Regions from separate parts of the Homo sapiens genome. Here region 1 is linked to region 2. Evidence: read pairs that join two places in POLR2A ChIA-PET (ENCODE). Cell type or tissue: Panc1. All regions are shown on one strand. Links, peaks and the distances in the headings refer to the core of each region. The heading gives the core; the rest is flanking DNA.

Evidence for each region. Peaks named below come from ENCODE experiments on the same cell type or tissue, not always from the same donor. Only the 100,000 strongest peaks of a DNase experiment are listed, where the experiment ranks them.
Region 1: POLR2A ChIA-PET joins it to region 2 with 9 read pairs; 5 of 35 experiments call an interaction of 5 or more read pairs at or near these places.

Annotation. Positions count from the first base shown.
Region 1 is chr15:60,533,953-60,551,664 of GRCh38, forward strand. The region is part of intron 2 of RORA (RAR related orphan receptor A); the gene reads right to left. All of the region lies in intron 3 of RORA-AS1 (RORA antisense RNA 1), which reads left to right. Among named protein-coding and RNA genes, the nearest start is that of RORA-AS1, 64 kb to the left of the region's middle. RefSeq lists a silencer at 14,376-14,425. In Panc1, for the core only: no CTCF peak of the experiment used is centred there; no DNase peak of the experiment used is centred there.
Region 2 is chr15:60,381,784-60,392,879 of GRCh38, forward strand. ANXA2 (annexin A2) reads right to left here. Exons shown (of 13, transcript NM_004039.3): 2 at 4,245-4,303; 3 at 559-658. The coding sequence starts at 4,292. It also overlaps the pseudogene RPL36AP44. Among named protein-coding and RNA genes, the nearest start is that of ANXA2, 11 kb to the right of the region's middle. RefSeq lists enhancers at 9,217-9,808, 10,956-11,096. In Panc1, for the core only: no CTCF peak of the experiment used is centred there; no DNase peak of the experiment used is centred there; H3K4me3 peaks cover 901 bases; H3K27ac peaks cover 2,500 bases.

The DNA of each region.
Region 1 (17,712 bases), core at 8,009-10,508, 160 kb after region 2:
TCAAGAGTTATCTTCATTCCATCTTAACAATGAGGGAGATCAAGCATGTCTATTTAGTCCTTTACAAGAATATGAAGGCCCTGGGCAGGGCATATTGAGAACAATGAGTAGAACTGCATCTGGACAAACTGAAAATGATATGCAGTATTCCTGTACAGTCGGCCTGGACTCACAGTGGATTACTAATTAGAAGTGAAGCAACGATGTTTAAGGCTGTGACCAAGATGCCTGCCTGGCACGGAGGTCTGCTCATGATGGGGGTGGCCTTGGGAGTACTATACTGGCCCCAGCACTTCCACCCTTGGAATGGCTCATGTCCTGGCAGGGGTGAGGGTAGGGGTGCGGGTGGGGAGCAGTTGTAGTACAGACCCCAGAGTTTGGTGCCACTGTGACACAGGACTGATGGCCTGAGTCAGGCTTCAGCTTGCAGGGGTTTTCAGATCTGGAGGATATTTGAGCGGAGACAGTCACGAGATCTGTGGAGGCCAAGACGCTTAGGATAAATGGACTCACTGTAGATTGACTTGTATTTCCAAACAGGGGGGCCATTCACTTAGATCTTTGTCCCCATGTGTCTGTGCTTAGTTCCAGTGGGCTAAAGAATCAGATTTAATTGAAACAGGCTTCACCGGGAATCTCTCGGTAAGGTGGTAGAAGGGTTTCTGGATAGCAAGTTGAGGTATTCTGATTGGTTAAACTATTCTCCTAGGCTTCCTCCTGCTTGGTTCTCTTATCTCAGATGACAATTTCAGTTGCAAATGCACTTTAGGAAATGACTAAAATCCTCCTACTCCAAAAGCAAACCCTCTGAATGTGATCTGATCACACGTGTTGATATTCCCAGAAAGCGAGCATTTGCAGATTGGAGCAGGGCACTTGCTCAGCCCTTCATTTAACCCAACAATGCACAAAAGCCCTCTCCATCCCCCATTTTAGTCAATTTCCAGAATTCAAATGAATCCATGAGAAAAAAATGCAGTCAATGCCTTGCAAATTTTTCAAAAGGAGGCAGTTTAGTTTTGTCAATTTGAGTTTTCAGTCCAACAAGAAGGAGGAAGACAAAAATCCCTCTGCCCTTTGCCTTTCATCGTGTAGGCTTTTCAGTTTCCCACCAGGTAGTGTGGTGTCTTCTCAAAACAATCTTCTTTTAACACAAATTATGAATCTTGGCCCATATATATACTGCACACATTAACTCAGCCAGCATTTCAAAGGATGAGTTCTGTCAGACAGCACTACTGTCAACGTTCACAAGTATATTGATTAAATTAGCCCACATACATATTCATCCCAGCAAAGAGGTTTATTGTGTAGTGGAATATCTGGAGCAAGATGCGCACATATAATCATGAATTGGCTTCACAATGAACAATCTTGCTATGAAAAATTCTAATTTGCCCACATTTTCAGCCCTATTGCCTAAATAATTTGCTCTCTCATGCACCCTGTGTAATTCAAGCAGGCTCTCCACACCTGCAGAGGCAAATGCAGTTTCAAGGAGCTGACAACAAGTGGCAGCGGGCATCAGGAAATCCTGGAATGCAAGGGTGCTAATTAACCAAGTGGTCCTTGGGGCTAGGCTGTCATTTAGCACTGCACTTCTAGAAGAAGTTTGCTTTGAATTTTTAATTATAAAAGGAACAAGAACTTGGGCACTAGCATTCTTAAGATGACATTTATTCCTCAGGACCTATCTTAGGAGATAACATGGTCCAGAGAACAATGCCCATTTTCCCAAAGAATTAAAAAAATAAAAATTGTATGACAGGCACCCAGTACTTCATTCTGTGGGTGAGTAGTGATCTCTCAATAATAATCTAATTTATAATAATAATATCTACATGTATTTGTGCTAATAATGTGTCACGCATTATATCTCACTCACTCCTCCAATACCCTATGCGGTAGGCATCACTTACTTAATTGTTACTGTCATCATTGTCATCATCATCATTGCACTCTTATTAAGCAATCACTAACCAGGGCTCAAAAGACATCCCCTAAGTAGTTTGTTTAAACTTAACACACTACTCAGGAATTGATGTCAACATCTCTTGCTGGGAGTTATCCCCGTAGTTTATAACTAAAAATAACCATCAACCTTCTAGGCCACTGATCTCAGTTTCACAAAATTCTGGTTAGAATTTTAACCCTAAAATGACCAATGTCAACGTTTGACAGTTCTTAAGGCCGGGCAGATTACTTAACCTCTCTGAGCCTCAGTTTCATACTTGAAGATTCAAGGATGTGATACATAAATGACATACCATATATATGATATCTGTATGAGCATTTTATATATGTATTCTCTATATATGCCCATCACATAGTTCTTAGAAATAGCTGGCACTCAGTAAATAGTAGTTATTATTATTGTTGTTGTTGATAAGAAATCCTGCCTTATAGTGAAATGAAATTCTTTCCTCCAGACTTTAAGCTCTTTCCGAGGTGGGGATAGAGAAAAGCTGCTTATCCTCCAAATAACATGACAGGCAGTTCCTACCAGCTACCACAGCAATCCTTCACAACATTGCTGCTTAACTGTTTGCCACAACACAGTGGTATGTTGCAATAAGTTGCAGGAGTGTCACAGGGAATTGGTTACTAATAAAAGTTTTACAAAATTAAAGTTTTTTATTGGTTCACATAAAAACTAAACTAATATAGACCCAAGGTTACCCCAATAATATCGTTCACTCTAGCTCAATTGCACAACCAAATATTTTCTTGAATTGGACTGAATGGGGTGGGGTTACTGCTGGCTTGCCAGGAAACGGCCAATGGCCGAACCTTGGGTACACCTATGAGAACATGTCTGTCATACTTATGAATGTCAACCAATTTTGTGTGTCTTGCAAAAACGGTCAAAAACTAGTGCTTTAAAAAGCCTATCTATCTTTTACACAGATCTGTTGATGGTGTTTTTTTCTGGAGTGCAGAGAATATGGAGGACTTTTCACTTGCTATGTTAGATATTTCTCTAATGTTTGAATTTTTTACAACCAGCATGTATTACTTTTCTAAGCAGAAAAACCAATAAAGATTAAAAAGAAAAACCCTAAGGCATTTGATTTTATTTTCAGTAAAATGGCTTGAGTCCTTTATGGATTAGTCACTTTATTTTATCCCCTGTTTAAAACTGCCAGGGTATTAAAGGCTTCTGCAGCTGCCTGAATGGCGGCCTGGCTTGCGTGTCAAGGTTAGCCGGGGGAGAGCTGCAGAGTCTTCACCTTATTCCCTGGAGGGACTTCAGGAGCACCAGGCTTCTAGAATTTTGTGGCCCCCTTGTTTCAGGGCTTCTAAAGATGGTCATGCAGGTTGTGCTCTGCCCAGTGCGGCCTAGCTGAGGGGTCAAAAGTAGAGGTTGAAATGCACCTGGCTGTGAGCCTTGCTGCAGAGTGACTGCAACAGCCTGGAGAGAGGAAACCTTTCTTCAATCTGTCTACCCAGACAAGCTCCCTTTTTTCAAACCCTCCTTCCAGGGGTAGTGCCCCTTCTCTACAGTGCTAGGAGTGGACAGTTCAGGGAGCAACATGCTTTCTCTCCACTCTGCCATGGGAGGCCCCAGGACACCATAAGGGTTTGCAGAGAGCTCTCATTACATCTCCATGTGGAAGGGGAACAGACCATCGACCTGGACCTGTGGCTTGGAATAGAGTATGGGTATGTTCCATAGCACAGGCATGTTCAATGGCCATCAGGGATGAGTAGAGCCGAGTTATAGCTGCATCCTATGCAAACTAACGATGAACTTGTTTGGCCACTTGGTCTGCTAAGTTCATTTTAAATATAACACTAATATGTTTCCCTAGTACATTATTTTCTTCTCTTGATTTTGGATTCTTTCATGACAGTATTTCATCCTTGCTGAACCTCACCAAAACAATTAGATCTCCAAATAGAAAGCCCTACTCCTTCAGTAAGCAGTCTCGCAGTCATTTTTGGCAAAAATAGTAATGCCTGAGTTTTTGCAGAATTCTATATAGTTTTCAAAGTTTTTATCCTTGTTAGCTTGCTTTGATTTTGGTGCTTTCAACATCCCTAAAGGAGGCAGATAGGTATTATCATCCCCATTTTACAGATACGGAAAATGAGCCTCAGGAGGGTTAAATGGCTTCTTCTCTATGTCCAGATTTCCCAGGGTTTTGATGTAGACATAGCCACAAGAAAGAGAGACTTGGTGTCTCTTTCCTATTCAAGATTATTTGATGTGTTTAGATTTATGCCATCACTGATCTGGGGCTCTCAAGAGGACATGACACCAAAAAGAAAGCACTGGGAGTCAATTCAGCTAAGAGGTGGAGTTGGCCCTTCCAGGTCTCCCTCTGAGACTGAACTCCCTGGGTGGCCTCAAGCAATTCACTTACACCTCCACTTCCTCCATCCATAAAAATGGGAATAATTCTTACCTCCCAGGCAGGTGGTGGTAAATGAGTGCTCACAAAGCTCTTTGAAGATGAAAAACCTATATAAATGGGAAGCTTCAGGAAGCTTGCCACATCATTCATGGCAAAGATTGCGATGCTGTGTCCTATTACCCATATCCAGCTATGCCACAAAGAGAATAAAAATTACACAGTACCATAATTCTCATCTGCTAGCTAGACTTACTTAAATGTTTTTTAATCATTGGTTTCCAAGATGCTTTCCCAAGGGACTGATGGGTCCAGATGTTACTATCTTATTCACAACTTAGAAGAAAAAGAGCACTTAGATGGAGAGGTCGCCTCTCTATGCAAAGTCCTTGACCTAGCTTTATCTAGGGCTTGTACGGTCTTGTCGGGGCATCATGGAAATGGCACGATTCCCACTTGTTAACATAATAAACATATATGTCACCCTCTGACAGACATCCCAAGCCTTATTATTAAGTTGACATCTGACTCAAATGAGTCTATCAAATTATAGCCATTAAAAAAAATGTTCTGCATCTTACTAAACAAGCCACTTCTCAAAAACTTCAACTGGATTGTAATTTCTCCGGAAAACTTAATGGCTTTAAAAAAAACATTTTTCAATAAAAAGTGTTGAGTATACCTGCCAAATGCACACACACACACACACACACACACACTCCTCAAACCATCAAGAGATCAAACATTTGTGAACTAAATTTAAAATAAGACAAAATTGAAGTTTTGGAACTTTGACGATTTTTCTTCAGTCTTTTAAAGACTTAGTTGTGTAAGAGTTAAAATACTGCGCCAGAATGTCCCATCTGAATTAAGAGAAAGCTGAGCTGTGTGTGCAGGAAATCTCTGAAGAATAAGGAAGCCAGGCACATCTTCTCATGTGGCTTTCTGTGAATATGCAGGTGGTTCTGACAATGGGAACTGAATATTAATCCTTTGTAATATATTTCCATCCCTACTAGATTAAGCTTTCTAGAGAAACTGACTCACATTCCCTGATGCATATGTATCTCTGCTAAAAGCCAAATCCAAATGAGCACTTTTATCCCTAGACAGGGAAATTCTGTCAAATCAGAGAGGAAACAGATTTTTCATCTAGAAGAACAGTGGGTGGCTTTTTTAGATCCAGTTCTCTCTAGAATTCTCCTATCACATAGTAGTGCACAAACTGTTTAAGGCAGTTGACTCTATACCTTTTTTGGTATCTACCTGGTAACCAGTTTAAACCTTGAGTGAAAGACCTGAACAGCAAGAGAATAAGCTTCCTAATACTTCATCCTACTCATCCAGTGGGTCAGATACTAAATAAGTAAGTTCTCACCCAATAAATGATACCACCAGGATCAGCAATACAATCCTTTTTTTTTTCTTTTTGTTTTTCCTCTCTTTTGCCTTTGTAAACAACAGAACGTATTTGTTGTTAAGGATTTATGGGGTTATGTGATATCAAGGGCTAAGATAAAGGTAATTGGCTATTTAACCAATGGTTCTCAGTTGGCGTAAGGTCCCTCTAAGATTCTAGAATTAACTACATTTTAAAATATAAAGTCCTTGAAGATTTTCTAGGACCCTGGGATCAGTAACATTTAACAAAAGTCCTCTTTCTCTAGAATCTCTCGGGGTGGGTTAAATGTCATTTCATATCAGCAGGAAAGAGAACCCATTTATTTTGCTAAGTGATTAGACTATGCTCAAGGGAAATTCCTAATAACGTTGTTTCCAACAATGGTGTCCCTTACATAATTCTGGATAATACTAGACAAAAAAAGTCATCTGACTCACAGAACTGCATACGTATTTTCTTGCGATCAACCTCACTCTAGATACCAATTCCTTTTTTTCTCCTTAACAGGAACAATTACGCTACATTTAGGTGAAATCCTCCTTACAGCTGAGAGCACTGGGGTCAACTCTTTGCTTTCATTGCTCAAGGTCTGTTTTTCACAACAGAAAAGAACATCTTTAAAACCATACCAAATCTGGTGATCTAGTTTCTGCTCAACCGAAAACATCAGAATTACACTTACTGCATTTTATGAAACAATCTTACTTTAACCAATTACCCCCAACATTCTCACACCTAAGCCTACGAGAAAACCACTCCACTTTGCAGCTGTCTTAACTTCACACCAAATTTCACATAACCCCACAAATTCTTAACAACCATTGATTACTAATTCCACCTGCACAATTTCCATGACCCCCCCCCCCCAAAACTGTGCGGTCACAAAACCCAGCTGCATGAAGTAAGATGTGCAGAAATGGGTCAAAATAACAAGAATCCAGATTAAGTCATAAAAGCTTACCAGGCAAAGGAACCCATCATTTCTTTCCATGAGCTCCGATGGCATTCTGAAGATCTGCTACTGCTCATTGAATAGATGTCACTCAAGAAATATTCCCCAACTAAATAAACTGGATTCATGGTAAAAGATTGGAAATAACTTAGAACATTAAACCTTGAAAATGCATTTACATCCCTCTATAGCAAGCCCAGAACACTAAAAAGACAACATATTTATAGTCACAGGAACATGGTGTCATGACACCAAAACTTCCTTGGTCCACAGATCATTTTAGTGGGTGAGGACTGTTAAGAGAATTAGCCCACAGCCTGTATTTCTGCTCCACCTCTGTGCTGTTTTCCATTTCAAAAAAGTGTCCTTAGAATTAATAAGAGGATGAAGCTTTGGATGAGAGATGAGGGAAGGATCCGGTTTTTATTAAAAATCACAGGCAAATTATTTAGGCTTGCCAGAAGCGGAAGTGTAAATGTTTTCATATTAACCACTTTAAGATTGTAAGATCTTGAAGAATTAGAACTCCTAGAAATTCAACTAGTTCCTTCACCTCCAGTTTCCAGGACATGGTCATTAACATCTAAACAAAAAATATGGCAAGTTCTAAGCCTTTCAAATACATCACAGATGTATTTCTGAACTGTGGCTCAATGGTATTTCAAAAAATTCTCTTTTGTAATGCTTTTCTAAGACAACCAGTTCAGCCAGGCATACTAATGACCAAACAACGTGAGGACTTGTTTCTGACTTTCCCTAAATGCATGGTCTTTAAACTTGCTGATTAAAGAAACATTTCCATTCTTAATTACAACATATAAGCTCAACCTGAGAATGGATAGCAATATTTGTGGATAGCTGAAGCACAGTTATTTCTGTGCCTATTCCCAAGGGGAAGTGGCAGGAGCTGGTGGCTATTTCTTAGTAGGAAAGGGAAATACAGAAAGAGGCAGCAGAGCTTTGGGGATTTAAGTAGTTGCGAGACATAAGGAGAAGAAATGCTCTGGACTAAGCTAAGAGATTGTCAGATTTATTTTAAGAAGGTCTGACATCTGAGCATCAATGCACACACTATAACACCTCATAAATGTCATTTTTTTCCCCAAGAAAACGAAATGTATAGCCTGTGTATTTATCTTGAAGCCACTTATTTTTATGTAAGTCATGCACTAGAGGCAAAGTAAGAACACAACAGCCATGTAAAGATATCAAAACGAGGCCCGCACCACTGTCCTTCCTATTCCATTTTCAGTTTCTGCTCCTCTAGTCCAAGGTGCTTCTTTTGCCTACAGAGACAAACATTTCAGATGACATTCTATGACTGTCCTGAAAACACTGCTATCAGCTATCCACTGTTTGGCAATGTGTGTCTCTGTCACTTAAGATAGCTTGAGTGAGTGAGTGTGACATTATCACTGCAATAAGTGAATCTTTCTAATTTGCAGTAAAAGTATACCATTCACACACTTTGGTACTTCAGTACGGCAAGGTTTTGAAATCCATTTCACAAGTGGTGGCAGCACATTTCACATCGGATGGAAACACACTCTGATTGCTAACAGCTGCTGTGGGCACAGCTTACTGTCAAAGCCAGAGCTCAGAATAGCAGGTCCTTTTTAATGCCAATAGCTGCTACCATCTTAAATGGTAACACAGGCACACACACACCACACATACACACACATACCACACATGCACACCGTATGCTCACATGTACCACACATACGTACACTACACACATATACCATGCTCACACACACCACAGATGCACACCTCACAGCACAGCACACAGGCACACCTCACACACACGGCACACAGGCGCACCTCACACGGCACACAGGCACATCTCACACATGGCACACATGCACACCTCACACAGATGGCACACATGCACACCTCACACACACGGCACGCATGCACACCTCACACACACGGCACGCATGCACACCTCACACACGGCACACATGCACACCTCACACACGACACACGGGCACACCTCACACACATGGCACACGGGCACACCTCCCACACACGGCACACGGGCACACCTCCCACACACGGCACACAGGCACACCTCAAACGACACACGGGCACACCTCACACACAAGTCTATTCAGCTGCAAGTCCTGCCTCCACTTGCTGAGAACCTGCATGACTGGGCACCAAGGATACGGCACACACACGCACCCACCCCACATACATACAGTCCACACACACACAACACATATACACCACACGCACCACAGATGCACACCACACATGCCACACACACATACACTGCACACGCACCCTACACACACCCCCCACATGCTTACACATACACCTCACCCCCCACCCCCAACATGTGGGCCTACACACGAGTCCATCCAGCTGCATGTCCTGCCACCACTTGCTGAGAACCTGCGTGACTGGGCACCAAGGACACGGAAAGGATACACAGAACCCACCAGCGCACCTCGTCTTGTTACGTTAGCTTCACTGCATAGGAATTAAGGATGAAAGTGAAAACTTTTTTTTTTTTTTTTTTTTTTTTTTTTTTTTTTTTTTTTTTAAGGAAAAAGGAGAGAGTTGATTATGACCTTGAAGACAAAGTGTAGAGATTTGATTTGCAAAATCTAGAGTCTGGGGTTGAATCTCTACCCTGACATTTGTTAGCTATGAGAACTTGGACACTTTCTTAATCTCTCTGTGCCTCAGTTTCCTCACCTTTAAAACGAGCCCTATCTCATTATTACAGGGTACACAAGTAAAGTGCCTGTAGCATCAGTGCCCACCACATAGTAAGGGCTCCATAAATGTTAGCTATAATCATCATCACTGTCTTTTTTTTTTCTTTAGACAGGGTCTCACTCTGTCACCCAGGCTGGAGTGCAGTGGTGCGATCACAGCTCACTGCAACCTCCACTTCCTGGCCTGAAGCAATCCTACCACCTCAGCCTCCTGAGTAGCTGGGACTACAGGCACACACCACCACACCTGGCTTTTTTTTATATTTTTTTCAGTAGAGATGGGGTTTCACCATGTTGCCCAGGCTGGTCTTGAACTCCCGGACTCAAGTGATCTAGCTGCCTTGGCCTCCCACAGTGCTGGGATCACTGTCTATCTTTTAAGGATGATAGTATTTGGCAGGGGCTGCAGCTGGAGTTGAGGGAACTATCAGAAGAATGAAGGATAGGTCACTGTATTCCTTTTGTTGTGTAACGACATGGAGTTTAGCAGCTTTATTTCTAACACAGAGGCCTAATGTGAGAAACAACACTAACCAGGGCACGATAGAAAGAAACCAGTGTTTCTTTCTAGGGAAAGCCCACAGTGAGGCTGGCATCTTGGAGAGGTGGTAAGTGGAGGAAGTGGGAGAGAGGCCTCACACACTGGTAAAGTGGGGAAAAGACTGAACTACAGGGTTCGGAGGCTCTCACAACTGCCTGTGCAGTGAGCAAAATTCACCAAATGCCTGTAACGCTTTGTGACCCTCTTTCTCCAGAGCTCAGCCTCCTCTTCTGTTCTTAGGCATAGTGCTGCACTACATAATCTTCCAGAGCCAGTCCTGCTGTATTACACTGTGATGTGAAGAGTGAGCTGAACTCTCATTTCCCCAACAGGGACCTCTTTTTATGGCAAAACCCAGCAGGTTTCATCTCGTCAGGGAAAAGGGATAGAAAGTGGAAGAGAATTCTACCTAGTAACTAATTTTTCATTTTCATTGGTTTAGGAAAGGAAATACAATGAACTGTTCTCTTCGAGATCCAGAATAAAAGTTCTGGCAGCTAGAACACCGTTTTTATACACCGAACCCCTCGTGCTCTCCCTGCTTTTTTTTGTTGTTGTTGTTGTGCTTAATGTTAGAAAATAACATTACTACTATGAAACGAAGAGAATTTTTTTTCAAAACCATGTCTTGCCATTACAGATGAGACAAGGCAACACCATGCTAATACGCTGTTGATGTAAAAATAAAAGTTTTTTTTCCCTTCAAAGTAAACAAGTTAATTGAACGTGCTAGGACAGAGTTAGGTTATTTTTTTTTCCCCTCTCTTTGAAGGCCACTAATTGTGCCCTTTTGCTTTAAATCAATAGAGGCAAAGCCCACAGCAGATAGTGTCAGTAATGCAAATCCATTTCCTATTGTAATTCACTTTTCAGAACAAAACCTTTTCCATCAGCAAAGCATTTTAGAACCTCAAGCTACACTGTTCCCACCTGCAACTGTCTAAGGTATTGGAGGTCAAGGACAGTCCAAGGCCAAGTCAAGGACCATCAGGACACAGAGGAGTAACTTCTGAGGCAGCCCCCGGTGGTAACATAAAAGCTTAATATGCATCAGACAAGTGCCTTCGCTGTGAGATGTTGGGGAACCAAGCCCAGTGGGGTGGCTGGCGTCAGCTCAGTGTTCCAGAAAAGCCAAACTGTTCACCACGACTTGCCCTGATTTTGCCTTCACTGCTATTCAAAGAGGCCTGAAGCAGTTACTGAAAGCAATTCCAAGAAATTGAGTTAAAAAAAGAAAATTAAAGTTTAGAAAAAAATCATTTGAATAAGTGCGTAGACTTACAAATAAATTCTGAATGGAACAGAATATTTGGGGGGTTCATAACCTTTGGTATATTTGTTTTAAAAACCAGCCGCACCTCAAACACACCCACCAACAATGAGACGAATGGCTAGCACTTATGAGGAATTATTATTCATTTAAAATACCCTTTAAACTATGTCACAAAGATAAATTTGTTTAGTCCTTACCTGTCCCCACGCTTCAAAATAAACCATAATATTTCTATTGAAGCCAGTTTCTTGTTCTTGGAATCAGCTTTTTGAGTTGTCAGTTAGGCTAGATGAGCTGATTAGTATGGAACTTAACACTGTCAGTAGCAAAACAGGTGCTCTATCAGAGAAATATCAATCCATTTTAGGAATGTTTTTGAGAGTGAACTGTGGTATCTATGAGAGAAAAATCAAGCCTTTTCCCTCTTCTGGTCTGCTACGGTAAATGGTGTGACACAAGGATGTTTCACTGCCCAATTAGCGTGGTCCATTTTAAAGTGAATCTGTTATTTTCCTTTCCTTCCTCATTCTTGACTTTTAGACACTGCAAGTTAACCTCAAAGAATGTCTTCTTTGGGCATAATTTTACAAATATTCTTTAAGATCCTTTATCACATTTCAAAGCACTTTGCGAAAACAAAATGTCCTCAGTGGGGCAGGCGAGATCTCAGGAATAGTGATAGAATTCATTTTAAATAAGTCTGTGTGATTTTTCTACTGTATCATTTCAGGGACTTTGCTTAAAGAGGCTTTAAGGAAGAACTTAAAATGGAGAAAGCCAACTTTTGAACGTGGTGATCAGGTTGCCTTCAGTCTCTTCTACGTCAGGGAGTCAAGGGGCTGTGGAACCATCCGTTCCACCTGCTACATGCTTTCTCACCCTTCTTCTAACCTGACAAATACTATGTGGCATCTCCATCATGGTTGACATTGCTAGGCCCTACCTTATTCAACTCTAACTGAAAAATGGGGAGCAAGAAGGGATTATGTAAGAAAAAATGAAAAACTTTGAGGGCCAACTAACAGATTTCCTAAACTAATGATGTATTTTAATATTCCAGGGATTTGATTTAGGACAAATTGTTATTTGGATGGATGCTTGTCTATTGAGAGAGTAATTGTTAAACTAAAGGAAACTGGTCACAAATACTTTAGCAGTGGCTATAAATGACCAGTGGGCCAAGGATTTTGAGATCGTGAGAGACTTCTCCGGGAATGTTGTCATTCATTTCACTCCAGTGTGGCTCTTTTCCTCCATCTGCGGTAAGCCAAAACAGTTCCCAGGAGAAACAGATAGAGACAGGAAAATAGGTAGCAGTTCTGTATAGTCTTCACTAACAGCTCATAAACCTTAAAAAAATGGGATTTTAATAAAGCCCATTTTTATATTTTTAAACATAAAATGGAATAAAATGATAGTTCCAAAGGACTTCCTGTGGGGAAAGCTTCAATGTCACAACTAAAATTTACATCCAATTCCCCAGCACACCCTTGTCCTCAACCCGAGTTTGCGTAACAGAGGTTTGCTGAGCCTGGAAACAGGGAATTCTGTGTGACTGCAGTAAAAGCACCAAGCGGCCTCATGATCAAACTCTCCTGCCTCTTAGTGATTTCTGAACTGGTGGCTGAAGTCAGAATTGTCCGTGATTACTATCAGATTATGACAATGAAAGTCACCATTCTGTGTTCTTTTGAGCAGGATTTTCCCTCGTGTTGTCCCTCCCTTCAGCTTCCCACACTCACTGCTTGCGTAGCATTTTGTTAGGGGAGTAGCAGTTCTGACACAACCAAAGATGTGTACGATCAACAGTGGGGTAATGTGGATAACTGACACGTACTGTGGGCGTGGAGATGCTCCTATGTTGTGGTGGATGATAGCCTTCGAATGCTCTTTGTTGTCTTCATTGTCATCCACTCTATTAATGTTCTAGAAGAAAGCTAGTGGCCAATATTTTCTTCCAACAAATTCACTGGCTCCAGGAACCTTGACACCAAAATGAGGATTGAGCGTCAAAGTTCTTATGTTGTCATTGCCCCAAACTACTTGGAGCTACTTCTTATGCAGCTGCTCTCAGTGCCAATGAGATAAGACACAGCTGTACTTTATAGTCCCTCTCCTCCTTTTTTTTTTTTTTTTAAAGATAGGGTCTCGCTCTGTCACCCAGGCTGGAGTGCAGCGGCGTGATCTCGGCTCACTGCAACCTCCACCTCCCCCAGGGTTCAAAGGATTCTCCTGCCTCAGCCTCCCGAGTAGCTGGGATTACAGGCGCCCACCACCACGTCTGGGTAATTTTTGTATTTTTAGTAGAGACGGGTTTCTCCATGTTGGCCAGGCTGGTCTTGATCTCCTGACCTCAGGTGATCCACCCACTTTGGCATCCCAAAGTGCTGGGATTACAGGTGTAAGCCACCATGACTGGCCTTTTTTTTTTTTTTTTAAGGAAAATGGCCTGGTTTGGTTTCTTCACTTACCTTTTTCAGCATATTAACTATTGGTTGTTTTCAAATATCAAGCTCACTTTTCTAGGAGAACTATGGCCACTATGGAGAATATGAAAACATTGCTGAAGGAGGTGAAAGCCATTTCAGAAGAAGAGTTATATATTAGCTTTTGGCAGTGACAGCGTTATGGGCACGGACATTCAGCCTTTCCAGTTGACTGCTTTGAAGGGGCAATGTTCACGTGGAAGTATACCTCCTAGTACGTTTGCTAAAATAAAATCAGCTTCATTACCTAATAACATAAATGACTTTGGGAGAAAACTCTGAGTCTCATGTTTTATTTTTCCTGATAATGCTGTTCAATTAGGGCAGACTTTGTGGAAATTCTGATTTCATTACCCATCACTGCTGCATGAAAATACGCTTTCTGAAGTCACGCTCTGAAAGAAACTAAGTTGTTTGCTACAACTACCCCTACACAGAAATTAGAAAATTATATGAGAAGAAGTTTACTTCAGCCTGCAGTTGGGACACAGGTTATTACTGAAAGTAGTCGTCGGCATGGTTTCTGGTTTCACAGTAAAAGAAGACGACTTGAAAGGACTCAGTGGTTTTGATGCTCTTCTGAAATGAAAACACTCAGTGAGCACATAGCATTGGGTTGTCATTAATGTCAGCCAAGCGAAAACACTGTCTCCATGAACACTGCAGTCATTTCCCCGCCGAGACCATGACTTTCCACTCCCTGGCATTTCGGGCACTGTGCTAGTACTTTTCCAAAAGAGACTCTTAAGGCAATTCATTCTAGATAATCAAACACACACAACAGTCTTAAATGAATAGGTGGCCTGAATTTGCTAAAGTCAGCCAACAATTTCCAGGGGAGAATGTGTTATTTTCTGAGAAATACTGTAAGGCAATGATGAAACCCTCAAGTGCTGGGAGGCACGAAGTATAACTACTACACTTCACGGTAAATAGCATTAGTGTATTTATTTATTTATTTATTTGAGACAGAGTCTCGCTCTGTTCCCCAGGCTGGAGTGCAGTGGCGCGATCTCGGCTCACTGCAACCTCCACCTCCCAGGTTCACACCATTCTCCTGCCTCAGCCTCCCGAGTAGCTGGGACTACAGGCGCCCACCACCATGCCTGGCTAATTTTTTGTATTTTTAGTAGAGACAGGGTTTCACCGTGGTCTCGATCTCCTGACCTCATGATCCGCCCGCCTTGGCCTCCCAAAGTGCTGGGATTACAGGCATGAGCCACCGCGCCTGGCCAATAGCATTAGTTTAAAATCATGTTGTGGATAAAAATGTAATCAAGTAGCTTTACATTGCTCTTATTAAACTTGATACACACAGTTTAACATGGTCTTGTGGAAGAAAACAGGAAAAATCTCTGGCATTCTCGATATGTTCTATGATATGTAGCAGCTCTTATGTTCTGTGTCTGTCGCCTATTTTGTAAACAGGCAACAAAACACCATACTTCATCCCAAAGTTACGAGAAACAAGGAATTAAGCATGTTGTGTTGGATGGAGTTAATGATATAACGTTAAAAAATAACCCCACAGTTTCCATCTACTCTCTTGCTCTCTGCAATCAAGCTGGGCATGAGAGAAGAAAATAAAGTGATTTTCTTAGGTAGCGAGCAAGTGTTGGAAAGTGGCATTTACTATATCACCAGGGCATATTTGTTGTTGTTATTTTTCCTCCCCCATTCATTGCCCATGAATTAATTTAAGAAACAAGGCATCACGGAATAGGCTAAATATAAAAGAGTATTTGCTATGTTTTTTAGTGTCAAACACTATAAGACCAAGGTACTAAACTTTGAATGAGAAAATATTCTGCAGTTTCTCAGGATCTCACATGTTTGTCATACTTCTTACAGTGGTAGTATACTATTTTTAATATCACTTTTATATTGCCGTGATTTTTAAACACCAAGGTAAATTCTCACAGAAAGATTGCCTGGGGATAGGTATGTGTGTGTGGGAGGGAGGATCTGGTGATACTCATATGGTAATCTTTTTATTTCATCCATTTTCTCTGCTTTCAAATTATAAATTCAAACTATAACGTCACTCTCCACCCCCTCCCATCTCCTTCCCAATCAACAAAACAAACAATAAAATTCATATTTTACTATGTGTATTGTGAAACAGCCTACAATAGGACACCAGTGCTTTTTAAAGTCCTACTTTTTATAAAGGGTCTGATTTTCTTCTGGCCATCAACTGAATTGTAAGGACAACATAGCTCATTTTATGAAACGAAAGTGATATTAAAAAACTAAGTGGCTGAAGATGTAATTGTCTATATGTGAGCTGCTTCCGACCTTGAAAAAAGTGTAGAAGAGGGGCCGGGCGCGGTGGCTCACGCCTGTAATCCCAGCACTTTGAAAGACCGTGGTAGGTGGATCATGAGGTCAGGAGTTCAAGACCAGCCTGGCCAAGATGGTGAAATCCCATCTCTACTAAAAATACAAAAATTAGCCAGGTGTGATGGCACACGCCTATAATCCCAGCTACTCGGGAGGCTGAGGCAGAGAATTTCTTGAACCTGGGGGATGGAGGTTGCAGTGAACCAAGATCGTGCCATTGCACTCCAGCCTGGGCAGCAGAGTGAGACTCCGTCTCAAAAACAAACAAACAAACAAACAAAAAACCAAGAGGCACATTTAAGACTTGAAATTTAGATGGAAATTTTAAAGTTTTAAGTTGTTCATATTCTACCCCAAACACATTCATCTCAAAAAATAATATTTAAAGCCATAGAATTTATAATTTATGCGTCAATAGTTTCTCCTTTAAGTGGTCACCAAAAAGATATCAAACTTTTTTTGCTATAAGAGCATATTTAAAAAATATCAATGAAAGTGTTACCAGTTTTCAATCCTCCTCACTTGGACATTAAAGGGATTAAAGTTATTGTCAGCACACACATGGATCAGCTTTCAATGGAAAAAAATTAATGTTTTTTGATGTTGTTTCTTTTCCTTAAGGCTTAAGGACACTAGGAGAAAGACATAAATAGAAGTATATATTATCATCTAGATGGTGACTCTCCAAGGGGATGATGAGGGAAAAGAAGTAATGCTACCCTAATTCTGAAATAATAAAAGCTCAAGCAATGAATGGCTGAATTCACACCTCAAAATTTCATGGAAGACAGGCATACAAAGATAAGCTTTCAAAATTGAATGAACTCATTACCACAATTAAAGAAAACAAAAAGAAACATTTTGCATAACTGCTGGTTTTGCTGCTCCTTCTGCTAATTTAGTTTGTCTGGAAGAGCCACTGTGTGGACCACCCATGCTTCAATGCACTTAACCAATACCTTTAGAAGAAAACAGGATAGCTACAAAGTCATAAAAAGTGGTATCTTTTTATGTTTCAGATTTCCATAAGGCGATTTCACAGTATTGCAGAGTGAAATCAATTAAGAAATAACTATAGCTATATAGGGAATATGCAACACATTAATATATTTATGGAGACTATATCTAGGCACATTTATTTTCAGCATTTGAAAATTACTGGTGAGAGTGAGTAACGTCCCTTCCCTGTTGTTTTGATAATCTCATGTCTTTTAAGCAAAAGGAAATGTATACTGCAAAATAGCTTTACCACTCTGACCTCAATATGGAGTAAAATGACAGATAACAAGCAGAAGCCGGTCAGTTTCACAAGTAAGTGATTCTGATGCTTTGGCTCATCCTGGTCCCTGCTCGGTTCCCACATCCTCATCTGGCTGACTTAGTTAAAACCTGCCATTTCTAAAGTTTAAGAAATTAAACATAGTTTGGGAGTACAAAGAGCCATCTTTGCTCTGATCTCATTAACAACCTCATAAGAGTTCATTTCCCTCACTAACTGTCCTCAGGAATGAAAGTTAAAAGACCTTGAATAATTTTTCCTACCGCCCCACAATGATACTGTACTACTGTCCTCTTTCCTGGTCTGAAACTCCTCTGGAAAGAGATGCACAGCCTCTAGTAAATCATAGTTT
Region 2 (11,096 bases), core at 3,826-6,325:
TGTAATTAAATTAAAGGGGACTTGGAACAAAAAATGCCCTTAGGGACCACTATGACCAACTTCTTCCTTGCAGAAGAGGGACTGAAGCCTCAAAGTGAAGAGCTGCACCCAAAAGCATACCCCTAGGACCAGATCCGGCTCCCAGACTGATTCCTTTTAACCATTACTTGGTTAAAATACTATCTCATGCTGTACATCTCTCCAAAGAGAAGAAACGGGGGGTGGGGGAGGAAAGAATGGAAGGGAGGGAGGAAAGGAAAGAAGGGAGGGGAGGGAGGGAGGGAGGGAGGAAGGAAGGAAGAGCAGGAAGAAGGGAGAAAGAGAAAGAGGGAGAGAAGGAAGAAAGGGAGAAGGGAGGGAAGGAGAAAAGGAAAAAGAAAGAAAGGAAGGAGGGAAGGAAGGAAAGGAGGCATGGGTTGAGCTAGGTCTGGATCTACTCCATTAAAGCTCGATGACAATTTCAAATCGCCAACGTATGGCGATTTGAGGGAGAATAAAGAGACAACCAAAAATGTCTCAGTAAGACCCTGACAAGAAGAGGACAAATGTATCACCTACCTTTGGTCTTGATGGCTGTTTCAATGTTCAAAGCATCCCGCTCAGCATCAAAGTTAGTATAGGCTTTGACAGACCCATATGCACTTGGGGGTGTAGAGTGCTGAGGTTAAAAGATAAACATACTCAAATGACACACATTTAAAATCCTCTTGTTGAAATAACAATGCCTAATATGTTTTCCTATTGTTTCTTTTAACAATTCAGATCATTCTCATACTAGGTAACTAGGTAGGTATTAACACACCATCACACTTCACGCAAGCAATTTCATTTTTTCTAATAAGAATTCTTCAAAGGCTCAGCTAGTTTAGAATATGCTGTCTCAATTTCAACTTCTCATCTTACTTTTAGTGAGAGATCAAAAGTAGACAATGCAAAGCTGGAGACCTGAAGCCAGCATTTACTCAGGATGGCTCTGAAGACCATTAAACTGGGCTGGCAACAATTCGAAATAAGCTGAAAATGTGGAAATGCCTCAAGGACAAGGGTGTTTAGCTAAGTTTCTGCTACAGGTACATGAATTTCTACTGGGCCAGTGTTGCTGAGCTTACAATTCAGATAAATGAGGGAAGCAGCTTCTCCCACCTCTTTACTTTGGTCACCACTGTGGCACCAAGGTGGTCTGGCCAGACGGCCCACATCCTCCTTGTGTTTCCCCCCCTCTCCTCTGTATCCTTCCCTCTGCCTTTATTAATACCATCCCTTGTGCCTACCACCCTCCACTCTTCCTAAGATTTCTTATTGCCTTCTAAACCATACCCTCTTCCTTTCCCAATGCTTTTCTTTTCTTTTCTTTCTTTTCTTAGGTAGGGTCTCACTCTGTTGCCCATGCTGGAATGCAATGGTGTGATCATGGCTCAGTGCAGCCTCAACCTCCTGGGCTCAGATGATCCTCCCACATCAGCCTCCTGAGTATCTGGGATTACAGGCACCTGCCACCACACCGGGCTAATTTTTTCATATTTTTTGTAGAGACAGGATTTCGCCGTGTTGCCCAGGCTGCTCTTGAACTCCTGGGCTCTAGTGATCCTCCCATCTTGGCCTCCCAAAGTGCTGGGATTACAGGCGTGGTGGCTCACGCCCAGCCTTTCAGTGCTTTTCAAAGCTCATTATCCTTCCTGATCTGACAGATGGGAATCTCCCATTCCAGATTGAGGTAAGGACAATGGAGTGCTTCTACGTCAGTTCTCCTTTCAAGGTATTAACTTCCCTCCTTCTTTGAAATGCTCTTATAGTTTTCCCTCTCCCTGCTACCCAGTCCCAAAGCTAAGGGCAGACAAAGAGGATGTACATTGTGGTTGTGGTTGGCTGATGGCTGGTGGAGGCAGCATCACTGCCCATCCTCATCATCAAGGCTCCCATCCTGCAACCCACCCCAACCCCCCCAGCACATAATGCCCGTATAATGTGATGACTTGGCCTTGGCGCAGTTTCTGTGAAGAGTGAAAAGGCCAAGATCCGTGAGTTACTTCTCCACCCACAGGCATCACATTATAAACCACCCAGCACCCACGCCATTCCATTTTATTAGCACTGAGACTGTATAGGTGAGCATCTAAGATGCCTTCCTATATCTAGATGACTCCCAGGAGAGGCCAGAAATCTAAGTTCAGCATTTGACAAATGTTTCCAAACGCACTTGTGAGGACTATCTTGGCCAAATATTAAATCCAGTTCATATTTATAACCTGACATGCAATGCATTATCAAAGTATGTTCCATCTAATTTCACCACTTAAACTTTCCAGTAAGATGAACTTGATGACATGGAGCACACATTCAGGAAAAAGGCAAAGTGCTATTTTGAAATACTCAGTGTGTTTGCTATGGTAGCTATAAAATGTGGATGAAATCTAAGGAAAAACATTTTCCCATTTATTAAGAGTGCCATCGGTTATTTACAAGGCAGGCAGTCCAGGCATTGAGCCATATCATGTATGACTGCATTTACCAGGAGATATGTCGTCTTGTTCCAAAAACAACAGTGAGGGGGAAAAGTTTTGTGTCATTTTATAGTGTCTCTGGAAATGAAATTAAATCGAGAATTGAACCTATTACCTATAAAATCCACTTGTCTGAAATGAAATTAGTGAGACAAAGTTATCTTTTCTTTCCTTAAAATAATGGGGAACATGTGACATTTTCTATTTCTGCCCCACCTCTCCACACATAAGAAATATACTAGAGTAACTTCAGAGGCTACACAAAAAGCCCTCTTATAAAACCTGATAGCAAATACAATCTAAGTCCATTAGAGAAACAAATTATTTAGCACCTGAATTTGTCTGACTTCAACATGCAGTTTGTATTGTTCCCAAAAACAGCATGCACACGTTTCAAGAAGAAAAAAGATTTTAAAAAAACTCTATAGGCTTTATACTCCATACAACCTGTGCTTTCACAGGCTCCATTAATTTGAACATTTTGATGGCAAGTACCATGAACAATACAGAGGGTCTTGCACCATGTGACCCAAGTCACTGTCAACCCTCTGTTGAGTGATTCATTGCATTTTAATTTCAATCAAAGAATATTTTGAAAGATCTGTCGGATATGGCTACAAACCAGTATCAGTGCTGAGTCTGCGTAAAAGCCATTTCTGCCAGGATGACCTGGAAGATGTATAGTACCATTAGCTATTTTACATATTCATAATTTATATTCCACTTGATTCTAAAAGTATTTGAAATAATTTTAACTTCACATATAGCTTAAATTTTTTATTTGTAAAAAAAAGAAACAAATGCAACAGAATTTCTAGGTTCACATATTTCCTATGAAAGAAAATTCAGTTTAGTTCTAAATTCCCTAATAGCCACAGAAAAAAAGGAAACAGATGAATTACAATAATTTCATTATATTCTTGGTTTTTTAAAAGAAATATCCTAGCTTTTTTAGAGAAAATATTTTCCAGGTGTGAAATTTTTTAAAGTATAGGTCCTCGAGCCAGGCATGGTGGCTCCCACCTGTAATCCCAGCACTTTGGGAGGCCAAGGCAGGCAGATCACGAAGTCAAGAGATCAAAACCATCCTGGCCAACATGGTGAAACCCAGTCTCAACTAAAAATACAAAAATTAGCTGGGTGTAGTGGTGCACACCTGTAGTCCCAGCTACTGGGGAGGCTGAGGCAGGAGAATTGCTTGAACCCAGGAGGTGGAGGTTGCAGTGAGCCGAGATCACGCCACTGCACTCCAGCCTGGCAACAGAGTGAGACTCCATCTCAAAAAATGAATAAATTAATAAATAAAATAAAAGTATAAGTCTTCATCTGGAATAACTTCCTGGACACTGTAAGAAATCCAAAAGATGCAGAATTAGTTTTGATATGGCTGTGGCTTATGCCAACCAGTAATAAAATCCCAGGACATGACATTAAAAGTCATGTACCATCATAACAGTTATTACCAATGACATGCTAAGTATGGCAGAATAAAATTCCAGCCATTCCAGTGTCACTAATTCTGTCCAATTTTAATGTGAGGCCAAGAAAAGTTTCCAGTGCCATGATATTTCCTTCAAATTGAACTACTAGGAACAGCTGAAGTATTAAGAAAGAGGAGAACCAAATGATGACTGTCTGAATTGTCCCCATCTTCCTTAGATGTACAAGGATAGAGAGTAATATGGTTATCCAGAGAGATGTCCAACTTGCAAAAATTATATAAAGTGAAAGTGATATACTTACATCACCCTCCAAGCTGAGCTTGCACAGGATTTCGTGAACAGTAGACATTTTGAAGGAAGCTGGAAAAAAAGTACAACAAAAAGTCTTTATGAAGAGGCTCTCCTTTACTCTGAAGCACAGCGATTCATTATGCTAATTTCTACTCCTTGGACCATTTCATCTGACGATATTGGAGTAGTTTTTGCAAACAGATGCAATTCCCATCTTACGACTGTAAAAACTAAACCTCAGAGATGGTCTGCCTTGGGTTGGGATGGACTACTAAACTAGCCAGTCTTTCTCTTCCTCTGTGTAAACAGAACCTGGGGAGACTGATGTGTGAATGCAAAAACAAAATGTTCCCCATGGCTAATGCAACCTGTTCAGACAGGATAAAACTGAGTCTTCTACTTCTCATAAAAGGTGATGGGCTTGCCGAACCAGCCACTACTTCTGTATTTCTCACAAGTAATTAAACATATTGAGAAGGACCTGAAAGCTACGATGTGAATCGAAATTAGTAGCATTTTCATGTTGCCCTAATTCTTAATTGGAATCTTTATTATTACCCATAATTACTTTCTTAGTCCAATGATACTTGGAAGATATTAAAGTATTTATGAGAAAGACGATGGACAGATTTTCTGACCTTAACTCATTCCATAAAGGACTGAATCTGTTGTATTTAAGATTTGAAATGGTTGAAATGAAGTCATCTTCCAGTTAATATACTTAATGGGGCAGCAAAACAATAGCCTGATGAATTGGCTTTCCACCTTTGCAATCATACAGTTCTCGGAATTGATACACCCAATCCCTGCCAATAAGGAGTGCTCAATTGGTGGTAAATTTATCTCAACAGAGACAAGACAGGTCATCAACATAATCACCCCAAGAATAAAGAAAACAGAGTAGAGCTGCGTCCTGAAATAGACAGGAACGACATTTAAATTGCAGTGACTCCTGCTTTGGTCTCTTTTTGCTTAATATTCTTTGATCAAGGAAACTGCACACATGCAAATACAGCTTTCTATTCTCTTCACTTTGTTTAGTCTAAATATTTTCATAAAACTGGTTTGGCGAGAGTATGTGACATAGATATTTGCTAACTTATAGGAACATTTTGGACTAAGCAGATCCCAGGCCTGGTGTGGGAAGAAAGTGGGGAAATGTAAGAGGAGAGGATTCGCCTTTAGTTGTGGTGAAGGATGTATTTTTGCAAGATTCTCATCCTGGGCTCTCCCCCAGACCACTACTCTCTTCTTGATGCTCACAGAAGCTTTTTATGCACAGCGAAAAGTCAGTCAAAGACCTTCCACTTCCCCCACACTCACAACTCTCAGACAGCCTCCCCACCCCAATTTGTCCCACCGTTGGGGTATAATTCTGGTTTGTAAAAAGTATTGCTCTAGAAATAAACTGTGGTACATTCAGACATGGAATATTATTCAGCACTGAAAAGAAATGAGCCATCAAGCCATGAAAAGACACAGAGGAACCTAAATTGCACATTGCTGAGTGAAAGAAGCCAACTGAAAAGGTAATACAGTGTATAGTTCCAACTTCATACCATTCTGGAAAAGGCAAAATTATGGGGACAGCAAAAAGATCAGGGATTCAGGGGAGGGGATTATTAAGGCAATGAAATGATTCTATCTGATATTGTAATGGTGGATGCATCTATGTACAACACCAACAGTGAATGCTAATGTAAACGATGGACTTTGAGTGGTAACGATGTGTCAATGTAGGTTCATCAGTTCTAACAAATGTACCACCCTGATACGGGATGTTGACAGTGGAAGCTATGCGTATGTGGGAACAGGGGAACATGGGCATTCTTTGTATTTTCTATTCAACTTTGCCATGAACCTAAAACTTTCCTAAAAATGAAGACAATCGGCCGGGTGCGGTGGCTCACACCTGTAATCCCAGCACTGTGGGAGGCCGAGGCAGGCAGATCACGAGGTCAGGAGATAGAGACCAGCCTGGCCAACATGGTGAAACCCCATCTCTACTAAAAATACAAAAATTAGCTGGGCGTGGGGGCGGGCGCCTGTAATCCCAACTACTCGGGAGGCTGAGACAGGAGAATAGCTTGAAACCAGAAGGCAGAGGTAGCAGTGAGCCAAGATCACACCACTGCACTCCAGCCTGGGCAACAAGAGCAAAACTCCGTCTCAAAAAAAAAAAAAGACAATTTAGAATAGTCTTGCTCTGTAGCAGAACCGTCCAATACAGTAGCCACCAGCCTCATGTGGCTACAAAGCATCTGAAATGTGGTCAGTTCAAACTGAGATGTGCTATAAGTGTAAAGGACATTCTGAATTTTGAAGACATAGTATGAAAAAATTATATAAAATTTCTCATTTATAATTTCTTTCTTGGTAAAGGCAGGGTCTTGCTATGTTGCCCAGGCTGGTCTCGAACTCCTAGCCTCAAGTGATCCAAGCACTGAGATTACGGGCATAAACCACTGTGTCCAGCCCAATAATTTATATATTGATCATATATTACAATTACAACTATGATATGTTGAATATATCTTATTTCCATTTAATTTCCTTTTTCCTTTTTCCATTTTTTTTCCTTTTTTTTTTAATGTTTCAGTAGAGACAAGGTCCCACTGTGTTGCCCAGGCTGGTCTTGAATTCCTGGGCTCAAGCAATCCCTCCGCCTTAGCCTACCAAAGCACTGAGATTACAGGGGTTAGCCACCACACCTAGACCTTTTTTTTTTTTTTTTTTGTCTGAGACAGGGTTTCTCTCTCTGTTACCCAGGCTGGAGTGCAGTGGTGCAATCATAGCTCACTGCAGCCTTGATCTCCAGGACTCAAGAGATCCTCCTGCCTCAGCCTCCCAAGTAGCTGGGACTACAGGCGTGTGCCACTACACCTGGCTTTTTTTTTTCCAGTAGAGATAATGTCGCGTTACCTTGCCCAGGCTGACAGTCTTCTTGACAGAGCAAGAAATCTCTAACTTCAACATGGACCAAGAAACATTCTAGAGGGTCTCATCAGTATCCCTCAGCCCGAGAATTACCGAAGCAGAGGTGAAACTCCTAGGATGGACATCAAACCACCCAAGCCCTGGCCTTAACTATCACCCCTGGACTCAGTCAGAACTGGACCAGGTCTGCAGCAGGGGATAAACTGTTGTCATCTGCTGTGCAGAATTCTAGTCTCTACCATAAACAGGCAAGAAATAAAAAATGCCAAACGTAAAACAAAAGCAAAACCAGGGAACTAGCAAGTCAGAGTTGCAAACAGAGTTGTTTCCACTTAGAGAGTATAGATTAAATTCCACTTGTTTATGAAATCAGACACCTCACATTGGTTCCGATGTTTAGAAAATCTCAACTAGAGGCACGGTAACTTTTCATTGTGTTGTTCTTTCAAGTTGTCTTTCCAGCTCTGAGCTTTGTAGACTGCTGCCTACCCGTGTCCCACATGGGACTCCCCAGTACTGTGCAGATCAAAGACAATCTGATAGGCTTCTTTACACTCTCCATTCATGTTAATTCTTCTCCCACAGCCACAACACCTTGAGGAGACTGTTAAAAGCCCCACAAATCTTCCTTTCGGTTTCACCATTCATAACTGTGCTGCTCTTTCATCAAATCAGTCCTGCATGCCACCACCAACTAAATCTCCCCATTTAATCTTGTCAAAATCATTTGACATCATTCAAAATCAGTCCTCCAGCAGAGCCCAGCCTTCAAAGATGAGCATCAGAATCCTGTAAACAGTAAACAGTTCCCTCTGTTTACTCCTCAGCTACAGTTGACTAGGGCCAAAATGTGACTTGCCTCTCCGCACTCACCACTACTTCAGTATCTGCTCCAACAGGGTCACCACGACCCCTACTCTACAGAACTCTATCTTGCCTTTCACTGCCAGGGCACTTTTTGATACCACTTCATTCATCCATTCGGCAGAATGTTTTAAGTGCCCTACACGTGCCAAGTATTCAAATGGTGAATGCATAGGTACAATTCAAAGCAGTAGAAAGTATATGGTTGACCTCATCTTCCCTACATAGTCCCAGTCCCCCTACAGATTTCAGATTATCTTTACATAATGCAGGTGCTAAATCAACTTGAAAACAATGAGTTGCTATTTTGCATAACATTTATACTATGTATAACCATTTTGCAGAAAAAAAAAACAAAACACAAACATCACAATAACCACAAAGTCACACTTACCACAAAGCAGTATCTATGAAATTTGACATTATCCCATGCAGGTGCCTTTTGTATCCATATAAATATTTCCTACTTCATGTGAGTTTAATGGCAAACATTTTCACCCTAGAAATAAAATATGGCCACTTTCCTCCCATGCCGATAGCATTCCGGAAAACATGGTGAACATTCCTAAAACCCACTGGGCTTTCTGTAAGAAGTGTGGCAAGCACCAACCCCACAAAACGGCACAATACCAGGACTCCCTGTATGCCCAGGGAAAGCGGCGTTATGACAAGAAGCAGAGTGACTATGGTGGGTAGACTAAGGCAATTTTCTGGAAAACGGGTAAAATTACAAAGGAGGTTGTGCTGAGGCTTGAGTGTGCTGACCCCATCTGCAGATCTAAGAAAATGCTGGCTGTTAAGACATGCAAACATTTTCAACTGGGAGGAGATAACAAAAGAAAGGGCCAAGTGATCCAGTTCTAAGCATCATCTTTTGTTTTATTATGAGGACAATAAAATCTTGAGGTTATGTCCAAAAAACAAAACAAAATAAAAAGAAATAAAATACAGTGCTTGCTTCTTCACTCCATCAAATCCCCTAGCAATGCAAAGTCATTTTGCATATGATCTATTATTCGCTGGAAGGAACAGTTGGCTTTGCGATTCACTGTTTGTTAAAACATTAGTTTAATATAGCATATTTGACTAATGAGAATGTGTCAGTGTGCTGCTATCCTTGAAAGCAGGAAAAGGAAGTCTTGGCAGTGCTACTGTAGGTTACAAACACTGGTAATACGCAAGGAATTAATCAACGAACCCATACCAAGCATACGCTGAGCCTGCACTATATTAAAGGATACAAAAGACACTTATAAAACTGTGAAATGCAGACTTCCACCCTGCAGGACCTTTGAGCTCTCTTCCCTTCGTGCCTCTGTGACACACTGAGAGTCTAGTCCAGGGTCACCCAGTGAATTAAGTAGCTGAGGCAGGGCCAAAACCCAGATCCCCAGACTCCTGGGCCAATGCCCTTTCAACCTCACCACAATGGTTCTTTATTCCAAGTGATTAAGACACAGAGAGAAAGATCACAGCCATCAGAGCGGGATTAGTTAAGGGCTTAACAGGGAGGTGCTGTCTGCCTAGGCTGAGAAGGGTGAATCACCATGGGAGGTTCCAGCCAAGAAGCAAGGGGGAAGGCCTGGGGAGAGGGGAAGAGGAATAATGCCCCAGGGTGGCAGAAGAACAAGACTACAGGCTGGAAAATGAGCCACGTCCAGTGGGGTGCCCTGTGGGGAACCTAAAATATAAGTCTCTGAATGGTGCAAAGTTAAGCTTGCCTATGGAAATACTGGGGAACCTATGAGCCAAAATGATTGGGACTCAGTACTCATATTTATCTATTCACCAAAACATTTGCTCTGGAGGCAGAATTTTCTTACTGAAAACAACTACTCTGACTTCAGTGTACTTACTGTTTTGAATGAAAATAAAAAATAAAGCCTACATGCTGTATGAGACAATTTCACCTCTACTCACTCCTCATCACCGTATAAAACTCATAAATCCATTAAAAACAGAACCACTACTCCTTTTCTGGCAGACTTCTCTAAAGAACATGAAAATGGCAGTTTGCACCACTCTTTCCAACACTTCAACCTCACCCAGCTTGCCGACTGGTTTCAACTCTCCAACAAGAAAAAAAAAAAAAAATCAGCAAATTCAATCTGTTGATGAGTACATCTACATACACATCAGTGCCGTGCCTTCCATTCCCAGGGAGGGCAGGGTCACTAGACAACATCATTAAAATGACCCTTTATCAGAGAACGTTTTTCTGTTTAAGGAAATAAACTAGAGGTACAGGGAGACTCACTGATAAGAGCCATACCCACCTCAAACTGGTTTAAAATCATTCACTACTTGGGTAGGAAAACAGGTCACTTGGCCCCACCCTAATGAAAAGAACAGTTTCTTCTGCCTTGAAAAGGCTGATAAATGAGACTGTGAATGCCTGGCTAAAAAAGCTCACAGTGCAAGGCTGATCATTAATGAAATCAGTGCAGTTATTGAGAAACAAGTCATTTACATTTAACATAAGGACTATATTATTTAGGTTGGTGCAAAAATAACTGCCATTACTTTTAATGGCAAAAACCACAATTAACTTTTGTACCAACCTAATAATTTAAGGGTTTGTCCTTATTAAAAAAAAAAAAACTCTATAGATTTTATTGTATTCTATTGCTTCACTACGAAAGTGCAGTTACAAACAAAAAAAGGACAAGTGAAGCAGTTTTAACTTTACTCCCAAAAAGAAGAGTAAAAGTTTACAAAAAGGTTAAAACAAACAAACAAAAGAAAACTTAAAAGTCAACACTTCAAATAGTAAAAACACATTCTACTGAACTAAATTAAGAACCAGTTCCAAAAAGCCCAAATGTTAATCTGAACAAACAAAAACATACTGCAACAGGGCTGGTCTGCACAGGCAAATCTGAGTCTAATCCAGAAGTTTTGTGGACACACCCACTTCACAGTTTAAACGTGGAGTGTTGATGCGTTACCGCAAAACAGATTCTTAGCAACCATGGTGAATCAATCAGGGACTGGTGATTCAAATGAAGATTTTAAAGCAAAAATGGGTAGAGGTGGGAGTGTGGAGAGTTGGGTTCTCCAT